2 separate regions of the Homo sapiens genome follow, and region 1 is linked to region 2. Evidence: chromatin contacts called from ENCODE Hi-C or POLR2A ChIA-PET data. All regions are on one chromosome and are shown on one strand. The core of a region is the stretch at or near the end of the contact, and the rest is flanking DNA. Distances in the headings are between cores, read along the strand shown.

Evidence for each region. Hi-C counts contacts between places; a loop is a spot of excess contacts on that map. ChIA-PET counts read pairs that join two places held with the same protein, here RNA polymerase II (POLR2A). Pooled maps may share reads with other maps.
Region 1: a loop to region 2 is called in a map of Caco-2, with 7 times the contacts of the local background. The contact joins the promoter of GSTA1 here to the enhancer-like site in region 2. A Hi-C loop is called at or near these places in 5 of 168 maps with a recorded cell type or tissue (Caco-2, Calu3, HAP-1 and 2 more), 3 of 37 single-sample maps with no recorded cell type and 12 of 50 pooled maps. POLR2A ChIA-PET finds 5 or more read pairs at or near these places in 3 of 52 experiments (GM12878, HepG2 and activated T-cell).

What each region holds. Positions count from the first base shown.
Region 1 is chr6:52,801,947-52,807,410 of GRCh38, forward strand. GSTA1 (glutathione S-transferase alpha 1) reads right to left here and starts at 1,870. Exons shown (of 7, transcript NM_145740.5): 1 at 1,839-1,870. It also overlaps the pseudogene GSTA6P.
Region 2 is chr6:52,722,636-52,728,454 of GRCh38, forward strand. No RefSeq gene overlaps it. Among named protein-coding and RNA genes, the nearest start is that of GSTA2, 38 kb to the right of the region's middle. RefSeq lists a silencer at 1,971-2,020. Within about 2 kb of position 1,981, at least 17 of the 41 ENCODE cell types and tissues checked have a DNase peak (open chromatin) inside an H3K27ac peak, as active enhancers do; they include PC-9, where a contact is called at or near this core.

The DNA.
Region 1 (5,464 bases), core at 620-3,119, 79 kb after region 2:
TAACCTGGCTCTCAGCTCCTGTCTGAGAAGTTGTTTTGTATTTTCCTATTAAATATATATTAGCCAAATAAATGTTGGAAGGAGAGGACGAGAGGGGAACATCTAATTCCTGAGTTCCTCCTGTTAGCAACTTTTCAGGGGCTTGCTTGGAAGAAAAAATTGATAAAACTGTGACTTTCTCTGATTTGACAACCTAAAAATCAGAGTGAGTTGAGGACTAGTATAATTACTTTACATCAATAATTAACTTACATCAATTAAAAAATGGGCTTGTTTTGAAAGGAATATAAGCTCTCATAATTCCAGGAGTAAATTAAAGGAGTTACATTTACATCTCTGAGGTGGTCCCAATGACACTGTTTCTTATCAGAGAGAAGGGAGAATGAGATAAACTATGACTCCTTCCATTATGAGATTCATAAATGCAGTAGGTTGTTTAATCTCTGAGCCTCAATTTTCTCTTCTTAGAATAGAGATAGTTATTTCTACTTTTGAGGGTTGTTGAGAAAGTTAAATGAGATAATGTACAAAAAATTCATAGTAGGAACACAGCAATGGGTGTTTGCTCTTGTCCCAGTGCTTGGAAGATGGGTGAGTCTCTGGACATATTGAGTAGCCCATGGATCCTCTTTCTTTGATCTATCTATCCATCAATTATTTTACTGACCAACAATCTATGTATATGTATCTATTTATAATCTCTGTCTACCCATCCATGTATGTATTATTTTATCTATCAATCGTTCTATGTATCTATCTCTTTGTAATCTGTCTCTTCATCATCTATTATCTGTCTTGTATCCATTTCTCTGGTTCTCTATATTTTGTTCATAGAACTCGAGTAGGAATAAGATTTTATATGAATCCAGACTTATATCAAATCTGTCATATGATGGCTCTCTGTTTCTCTCTCTCTTTCCTTTTTAGCTCCTGTACAGAAGATATTGATATTCACTAATCAGTCCACCTGGATTAACAGGAAATTTTCAGTGAATGTCCAAGCAGTGGGGCACATCAGTAACACAGCCTTGCTTAGCCCCATGAGGTCATGTAGTCCCATGGTTCTCAACCAGGGGGATTTTGCTCCTCTGCTCCAGAGGACATTGAGCAAGGTCTAGAGACATTTTGGGTTGTCATATCTGCGGGGAGGGAAAGGGGGTTACAAATCAGATAGGTAGAGGCCAGGGATGCCTAGAAACATCCTAGAGTGAGCAGGACAGATCTCCATTCAAAGAATTACACAGTTTAAAGGGCAGCAACAGTCGGAGCCTCTTTCTTAGCTATCCTCTATATTGGCCATGAGTTGGTAGAACTCCAGAGACAGAATATGACTTGTCTTTGAGCTAATTAGTGGCAAAGGCTCAACTAGAATCTAGTTCTCCTGACATTCAAACTAATTTATTCTAATTATACTAAACCTGAGTTTTGTATTTTCACAGCCAATATAGAATTACAGTGTCACAATTTACAATTGTGTGTTGACTACTTACACAGAGAAATAAATTTTTGCATACATTGCCACTTCTTCCAGCACTGATTATTCTCAGATTGTTTAAAATGCTACCATTTCTTTTTTCTCTTCATGTCATTGTTTCCCATACCATTAAATGCTGAAGCCCTGGTTTTCTAAATTCTTCATTTTTACAATTCTGTAAAGATGTATCCAACAGAAAAGAAATAAACAATTCTTGAACTGTCACCCAAGCACACCAAGACGGCACAATATGAGTAAAAACAGACTTTTCCTTGTGCTAAGGACACATATTAGCATATTTTTCTAGGAGGCTAGAGAGGAGGGTGTGAGGCAATGTAGAGAAATTTATAAGATCAGTACTTACTTTGTTAAACGCTGTCACCGTCCTGGCTCGACAACTGAATTCCAGGTCCTAATGTATTTATAAGCTCTTTGTTCCTCTCAATAGTTCTCTCCCACTGAAAGAAGAGTCAAGTTAGGGAAAAGCCACTCCCACACATTTCATGGCCAAGGGGCCACCTACTGGATTCTAAGACATGAGGCAAGTGATCTGCTTATCAGAAGACACTGGTTAATGTGTTCCTTTTCAAGGTTGGCAATCAAAGTTTACACAATACATTTCACCGAGATTTTGCTCTTTTTGCAAGTCAGCAGAAACTGGCTTTTTAAAGATGCTTTTTTTCATGAGTTGGGTGCAAAGACTAGGGCAACTGAAAAATCTCTATTGTGAGCATAGCTGGGAGAGGATGTCTGTGAAGGGCAAGCTGATGCCACCGTTTTCTTACTGGGTTGCCAAATAAAATATAGGACATCCATGTAAATGTGAATTTCAGGCAAACAATCAACAATTTTTTAGTTATAGCTATGTTCCAAACACGGTATGAAACCAGATTATACTGAAATATTATTTATTGTTTATCTGAAATTCACATTTAGGTGGGTATCCTGTATTTTATCTGACAAATCCAGAGACCCTATTTGCATATGCTATCCTCTTTGCGTCACTCAAATTGCCCATAATATAACAAATCTGAAAGTATTCATCACCTGGATTCATCAATTGCAAATAATCTTATTTCACCTATACCATGTAGGGGGTTATGTTGGCCCCCAAGAAAGATAGGTCCATATAGAAATCCCTAGATCCTGTGAACTTGATCTTATTTGGAAAAAGGCTCTTTGCAGATGTAATGAAGTAAAAGAATTTGAGATGAGATCATCTTGGTATATCTGGATAGGCCCCAAATCCAATGACAATTGTCCTCACAGCAGAGAGAAGAGAAGACACAACACACAGGGGGTGAGGTGCTGGAACACAGAGGCAGAAATTAGAGTGATGTGGTCATGATCCATGAAAGTCCAGAAAGGCCAAGAGCCCCCAGAAGCTAGAAGACGCAGGGAAGGATTCCTGGAAATCACTTCTAATCCAAACACGCTGGCACAATGACACACCAGGGAAAAATAATTTTGCATATAGTTACTTATATGTAATTCGCATATACCATCTGTATCTTCGCAGCCAGGCCTGAGTGGCACTGAAGGAACTGAGGGAAGGCTTATGCCCGGGTCCCCACAGAGCCTTGAGGAGAGTGAGGATGAGCCAGGAGCACATGCACTGTAAGGGATGACAAGTTGGCCTGAGAGCAGAGGGTGGGTCTGTTTGCTCTTCAATATTTCCTCACCCCTTACAAAACTGAGGGATCCATAGCAGACAGAAAGGTTGTTTGAAAATGCATAAGAAAAAGTGTTTTCATGAGAAATAAAATGGATGTCAAGGAAAAAAGAAAATTTCATTTTGCCATTCCCCAGAATGATAACTGTTTTCTTGTGCAGAATGTCAGAAGTAAATTTCTATACATGACTTTCTGATAGGCCATTTGACAAATGTTGCAGGACAATTCTTGAAAAAGTCAAACAAACCACATAGTCTACATTTTACTTTTTTACTAAATTTTTAATTCCAAGAAAATTTATGGGGAGTTTGGAAATCTGATTTCATATCAGATACTAATGAAAAGAAATCAATTTTAACTAAATCTGGTCATAGGCATTTTACTATGTAATTAGCACATAATTTTTAAAAAGTTTATTAACTTCACAATAGCCACAACCAACATTTAGATAAAGCAATTTATTGTTGCAAAACTTTAGAATATTGGTATTGCATGTTCTTGGCATCCATGCCTGTTTTATCAAACCTTGAAAATCTTTGTTGCTTCTTCTAAACCTTTCGCATTTATGGGAAGCTCCCTCAGGCTGCCAGGCTGCAAAAACTTCTTCACTGTGGGGAGTTTGCTGATTCTGATTTTCAGGGCCCGCAATGCACAAAGCACAGCCTCAGAGTGAAGCCAAGGGCTAACACCACCATTAACACAACCCAGGGAATCTGCGCCCCTCCTACACAAAGACCAACTAAGTTCCCTCTATCAGCACCAGTAGGGAGGCAGAAAGAGACACTACGTGAGAAATGAAGATAAGAGGAAGAACATGCAGCTCACTAGCATTTTCCCAAAAAATGTCTTTAAGACTTTATTCAGTTCAGTCTTCCTACCCTCTTCCTTACACATGAATCTTGTAGATTCATGGCTCTTGTAGAAGATGAGAAAGAACAATGTGCCTGTGAGATAGCACAGATCAGTCTCTAAGCAGAAGAAGTGAAGATATGGGAAAATTGAGCTAGAAATGAAAATAGAAAATGTTAAAGTCAAACCATGGGACCACTTTTTCCCATAGAGAGATATAGCTTTCAGGGGCAGCGTGTTGGGAGAGCTGTGCACAAGGAACTCAGTTATCTGACAGCAAGAGCCAGAGCATAAGGAAGGAACCAGATGGAAAGGGCCCTGCTCAGACACACTTGGTGTGGGAAGATAAGGGCATATTGGGATAAAGGGCATCACAGAGAACTCAGGAACAGAAACCACAGTGAAATAAAGGGATGAGGAGAGATGCTGAGTCCTGGGTCCTTGGCATTATAAAAAGCGAAATATTCTTGGGGTAGCATGCACATGTAATTTCCTTGGCATAACAAGAAGGCATTTCCATGCCTCAGAATCAGGACCTGGAAGCTCATTTTGGAGACCTGGGGGGCCCTGAAGACCTGGAGAAGGCTGAGGTCAGAATGTGGCCAGTTCAAGGACCCAGATACTAGATCCCAAGATGGGAGATGAGGAGCTGCCTCTTGAGGACTGGGAAATGGGTCACCTTCAGCAGAGGGAAGTTGGAGATGAGGCTGGTGTCAAGCTCTTCCACGTGGTAGAGAAGTTTGACCAGGTGAATGTCAGCCCGGCTCAGCTTGTGGCCAACGAGGTAGTCTTGTCCATGGCTCTTCAACACCTGGAGAATCAGAGGAAACAGATCAGGAACACATGTGCAGTGAGGCTGGGGCCTCTGCTTCTCCCTGAGTTTGTCCAGGCTGACTCTCCCTCTCCCACCTCTGCTTCCTTACTGGGCAGGTGCAAAGATCCAGATCTTTCTCCATGTTACCTGATTCAGTGAGAGAGTAAGAAGTGTGGCTCTGCTTACTCCTTGTTTGGAGCCCAGGCTCCCATTTTCTCCTCTCATTCCACATCACTATGGCATCCACAGCACCCACCCAGCTTGCATCTTCCACATGGGCCAGGGGCTTTTCCCCTGCTGCAGCATGTCCTGTCTGCCCCAGGCCCTACAGTGTGCAGCCCTGATGTTCAGTGGCTCTACACACTCTCTCTCCAGTCTCTCTTGGGCAGCGACTCCACCTTCATGACAGCACTCTTCTCCCACGAGTAGACTATTTCAGAATCCTCATTTCTCCTCATCTGCCCTCCTCATTTCCTGCTCTGGGATCTGAAATAAGCCTGGGTGAACTTTAATTCATCCTCTTTCTTGCAATGGTGGTTCTTACTGCTTTGACTATGTTATAATCTGCATGCCACTGTGTCCCAGGGTGAACTGCAAAGATGTCTGCAACTTACTTTGAAATGCACAATAATAATAATAATAATAATAATAATA
Region 2 (5,819 bases), core at 731-3,230:
AAATACAAAAAATTAGCCGGGCGTGGTAGCGGGCGCCTGTAGTCCCAGGTACCCGGGAGGCTGAGGCAGGAGAGTGGCGAGAACCTGGGAGGCGGAGCTTGCAGTGAGCCGAGATTGTGCCACTGCACTCCAGCCTGGGCGACAGAGCGAGACTCCATCTCAAAGGAAAAAAAAAAAAGAATTTAAAATTCAAGACTTTGAGAGAGGAAGTAGAGCTAGAATGCAGACTACTCAAGTTTTGGACGTGAAAAGAAAGAAGGAAATAGCAAAAGGGAAAACTAGCCAAGGATAAAGAACTTTAAAAATTTGTTGTGGAGTGTTTCTTGGTTTCTTCTGAGGAGTGTGGGTGCATGGCTAAGAAGGTTAGGACAGTGGAGGCCTGGGCCTGTTTCTAAGCAGAAGGAAGCCTTCCAAAGGACAGAGGCAGCTGAAGAGACCAGCTGGAGAGCAGAAGGATTGTACAGCTTGCTTATGTACATAATAGATTTGTGATTGTTTATTTGCATCTATTGGTTTTATTACTGTATTAGGGGATATAATTGATACTTTAAAATATATGTGTATTTTATATAATGTATTATATGCAATATATTATATATATATGAAATATTGAGACCAGCCTGGCCAACATGGCAAAACCCCATCTCTACTAAAAATACAAAAAATTAGCTGGGCGTGGTGGTGGGCGCCTGTAATCCCAGCTACTTGGGAGGCTGAGGCAGGAGAATCACTTGAACCTGGGAGAAGGAGGTTGCAGTGAGCTGAGATCAGGCCACTGCACTCCAGTCTGGGCGACAAGAGCGAGACACTGTCTCAAAAAAAAAACAAAGTGTACAGAGTTAAGTGTACAACTGGATAAGTTTTTCAGTTTTGTTTTTGTTTTTGAGACGAGACTCGCTCTGTTGCCTCCAGGCTGGAATGCAGTGGTGTGACCTCAGCTCACTACAACCTCCACCTCCTGAGTCCAAGTGATTCTCATGCCTCAGCCTCCCAAGTAGCTGGGACTACAGGAGTGTGCCACCACACCCAGCTAATTTTTGTATTTTTAGTAGAAATGGGGTTTTACCATGTTGGCCAGGCTGGTCTTGAACTCCTGGCCTCAAGTGATCCGTCTGCTTTGGCTTCCCAAAGTGCTAGGATTACAGGAGTGAGCCACCACACCCAGCCTCAATTGGATAAGTTTTAACACACATATACACCTATGAGACTATCATCATAATCATGATACTGAACTTATTCACATCCTCATGCCCTTTGGAAATCCCTTTCTTCTGCCTGGCCCCATACCACTCATCTGCTTTTTGTCACAATGAGTTAGTTTGCATTTTCTAGAAGTTTATATAATTAGAAGCATACAGCAGGTATTTTGTTTGTTTGGTGTCTTTCACACAGCACAATTATTTCAAAATTCATCTGTGCTTTTTTATGTATTCATTCCTTTTTTTATTGCAAAGTAGTTGAATTCTTTTCCTGTGGCCACTCTAACAAATTACCACAAACTAGGTGGCTTAGACAGCAGAAATTATTCTTGCACATGTCTAGAGGCTAGAAGTCCAGAATCCAGAGGTCAGCAAAGCTGGTTCTTTCTGGAAGCTCTAAGGGAGAATCTGTTCCCAGCCTCTCTCTTGGTTTCTGGTGGCTGCCAGCAATCTTTGGTGTTTCTTGGCTTGTAGCTGCATCGTTAGATTCTGCGTCATAGAAATGGACAGTGGAAAAGGAAATACAGAGAGACTCATGGATTAAGGTGAAGAGGATGAGGGAATAAGAAAGACAAAATGGAATAAATTGGAAGGGGTTAAAAGGAAGTGAGGAGAACTTTGCACCTCTGCCTTTCAGTCAGCATTTTTTAGTTGTTCTTTTGGCAATTTACTCCAACTTGGATTTAAAATTTATGAGAAAAAAAGTCTCTGTTCCAGCAAAGGGATTGCCCAACCTACTGTGTCAGTCTAACGCTGACTCCATGACTGAGCACCAGATGGCGCACTGCCCAGAGCCAAGGGACCTCCCTGGTGGCTGTAAAGAGTTCAGTGCACAGACTCAGCCACTCTTAGGTGACTTTCCACAATTGCAAATGAAACTGAGCTCAGCCTACTCAACCTTCCCTTCCTCTTTTAGATCACTGAGAAAGTCTACTGTCCCAACCATATGCCCTTTTTCGGAGCAAAATTTCTCAAAACGGCTGCCGGTAGCTGCTGTCTCCTCTACCTCACGTCCCATTTTCTCCTCAACCCACTCCAGTCAGGCTTGTGTCCCCATCTTCTCTCCTCGGGTCAGCAGTAGCCTCCGTGGTACCAAATTCAATGTCCACTCTTCCATCCTCTTGCCGGACTGTTGGCCTCATGATGCCACACTTTCTTGGACTTCCTTCTACTTCACTGACCCCTCCTCTTCAGACGCCTTCGCTGGCTCCACCCAGCCTTCTCTTCTCCAACTGCTATCTCCCCCGAGGCGATGTCCTCAGCCCTTCTCTATCATCAGAGGTGTAACTTCCAATACTAGGTCATAAAAGACATTGTAGTTTCCCTCTTGCTTACATACTCCAGGGGAAGTTAGCTGCCATGTCCTGAGGACACTCAAGCAGTCCTACACAGAAGCAGGCATGCCAAAGAAGTGAGATGTATTGCCAACTTTCAGAGAGGAACTGAGGCCTCTGCCAACAGCCATGTGAGTGAGCCATCATGGAAACAGATCCCAGTCAAGCCCTCAGCTGACACAGCCTGTTAGTGACTTGATTGCAGCGTCCTGAGAAATGCTGATTCAGAACCACCCGGCTAAGCTGCTCCCAGATTCCTGACCTTCAGAAATTGTGTGAGATAATAAATATTTATTGCTTTAAGTCCCTAAACTTCGGGGTGAGTTGGTATATAACAATTGATAACTAATACACCCATGCTGGCCTCATCTTTCAATACTTCCTCGCCTTGCTCCCACAACACTAGTGTACCTAAAACACACCCAACTTGTTCCTGACCAACACCCTGTCTCATTGTTCCCTCTGACTAAGACCCTCGCTCACTGGATCTTCTGGTTCCTGTCATTCAGGACTTAGTCTTTCCTGGCATTCTCTGTGCCTAAAACAATTCAGGGAACAAAGTAGGTGCTCTATAAACTTTTATTGAATAGAACTATGAATAAAATACTTTAAACAGTATTTATTGGAACCATAATCCTTGAGAAGATTTTGTCAATTTCTGAGGTTAAAGTCTAATTTTTCTGCTAGGTATACTTAGCTGCCCTGTTGACTTAGAATGTTGCAACTGTATTCAAAGTTTCAAAGGACAAATATATTGAAACAGCTGCTGTGTGCAGAGGGAAGGTGAGTAAAGATTGGAGAAAGGTAGGAGGCAAGGCAGAGCAAAGTCAACACAGATTAAATTTGTGCTGACTCACAGCTGCCTCATCTAAGCAGCTCTAATTGGCAGAATGTTGCTAAAACATATTTGTTCTTCAAGAATATCCCAGAAAACTGGCAAGTCAGTATACCTAATGGCTCAAATATTGACCCAATTCCCCCAGTGCAGAGAAATTAATATCCACTTCAGTTATACACACACACACACACATATATATATAAACTCACTATTAAAATGGCGGATGGTGTAAGTATTAAATACCAAATGTTAATTACTTCTTAACAAAAATCTTCATACTTTTATGTCACAGACTACCCAGGAGTGATAGTCAGAATGTTTAACATCTGGTATGGTAAATATAATATATAAATCTGTATATATACCCAAAATTAAAAATAAATTTCCCTTTATTTTCTAGCTATGCTAAACTATATATAGCATAAAATGGATAACACTTTATAGCAAATCAGTAATAAATTATTGTCATAATGTCCAGTCATTTATAAACTGACCGTGTCTTCAGGGCTACTTAGGTTGACAGTGGATCTCTCTCTATGAAAGCCATCAGCTCCTGTTGGTGCAGACTTTTCCTGCAGCTGTGACTCTCAGTGTTTTCCTAGATCCCTGAACTGCTTTCTGCTCTTGTCTCAATGAAGGCCAGGGAAAGGAGAGCCCCAGAGTGCTTCATCATCCGTTGTAGTAGTTTAACCCTTCCCCAGTTTGTAAATAGGTGATATGGTTTGGCTGTGTCCCCACCGAATTCTCAGCTTGACTTGTAGTTCTCATAATCCGCATGTGTCATGGGAGGGACCATGTGGAGATAATTGGATCATGGGGGCAGTTTCCCCCATTCTGTTATGATAGTGAGTTAGTTCTCACAAGACCTGATGGTTTTATAAGGGGCTTCCCCATTCTCTGGGCATTCATTCTCTCCCTTGCTGCCCGTAAAGAGGTGCCTTCTACCGTGATTGTAAGTTTCCTGAGGCCTGTCCAGCCATGTGAAACTGTGAGTCAATTAAACCTCTTTCCTTTATAAATTACCTAGTCTTGGGTATTTCTTCGTAGCAGCATGAGGTCAGACTAATACAATAGGTATTTCATTAAACTTTCTTCAGCCACTCTTTTTGTTTGTTTGGTTGGTTTTTTTTGAGATGGAGTCTCGCTCTGTCACCCACGCTGGAGTGCAGTGGCACAATCTTGGTTCATTGCAACCTCCACCTCCTGGCTCAAGCGATTCTCTTGCCTCCGCCTCCAGAATAGCTGAGACTAGAGGTGTGCGGCACCATGCCGGGTAATTTTTGTATTTTTAGTAGAGACAGGGTTTTGCCTCGTTGGTCAGGCTGATCTCAAACTCCTAACCTCAACTTATTCACTCGCCTCAGCCTCCCAAAGTGCTGGGATTACAGGCATGAGCGACTGCACCTGGCCTCTTCAGCCACTCTTTTTGAGTGGTCATTTTGCCACCTGCAGGAACTTCTTTAATACAAATTTACATATTGACTCGTAATTCTTTATATGCAAATCTTTTTCCTTGGGGTTAATTATGCACCCCTCAAAGGCTAGGATTATTATACCTTATTCATCTTGTATTCCCAGCAGCAACCATTGTGAGGTAAATCTTACAAGGTTCACTTCAGGATGATAATAATAATAATAAATTATAAAATATCTCTTGTAAACTGGGGAAGGCTGGGTATGATCAGGTTGAAAACTCTATTGCAGAGTGAGAGTATAAGAGTCTACCGTTGGGATATTTATCTGCTGAAGAGGGAGCAGGTAAATGTGCAAAGGGAACTGGGAAACTCTTAGGAAGATATCTTGGAATATCTTGGTTGGTCTGAATTGACCTAACCCTCAGTAGACGTAGAAGACATGAGCCATGAGTCCCATGTCTCTGTCTGTCCTAACACACCTAATTGTGGCAAAGCTCACATTATGAAAATGTGCAATCGGGACCAGTGCCCTGGGTCTAACCCCCTAGATCTTAGATTTTCTGGGGAAGCATAAGTTATGGGCTTAGTACATGGCTGAAGCTAGAAATTGCTCCATCCTCATCTCTCCTGGACAGTGGCATGCCAGAGAAAAATGACTCTATATATCCACCTACATTTTGAGATCCCAGGCCTGAGGGATAGCAGGGAGGGAGACTTCCTCTTTCTTCTTGTGAAGGGACAGAGAATGAAGATTCTGGGACTCATGTGGACAAATTGTGGCCAGTGTTTCAACCAAACCGCCTCAGATCATGAAGTCTATGGGACAACAGGAACTCCATGTGGCAGATAGCAGCAGAGACTGATAGAATTTTCTACTGGTGTCAGGGCTACTTGACTCCTTGAATGGAATAAGCCCCTAGGTTGTTGGATTTAATGTGGGTATTAATTAATTAGGAGGCCAGTAGGCTGAGATGTCCCCAGTGCCTTGAGTCTTATGTAAGCAAGCTAAAGCTCAACTCAGCATGAAGGTCAT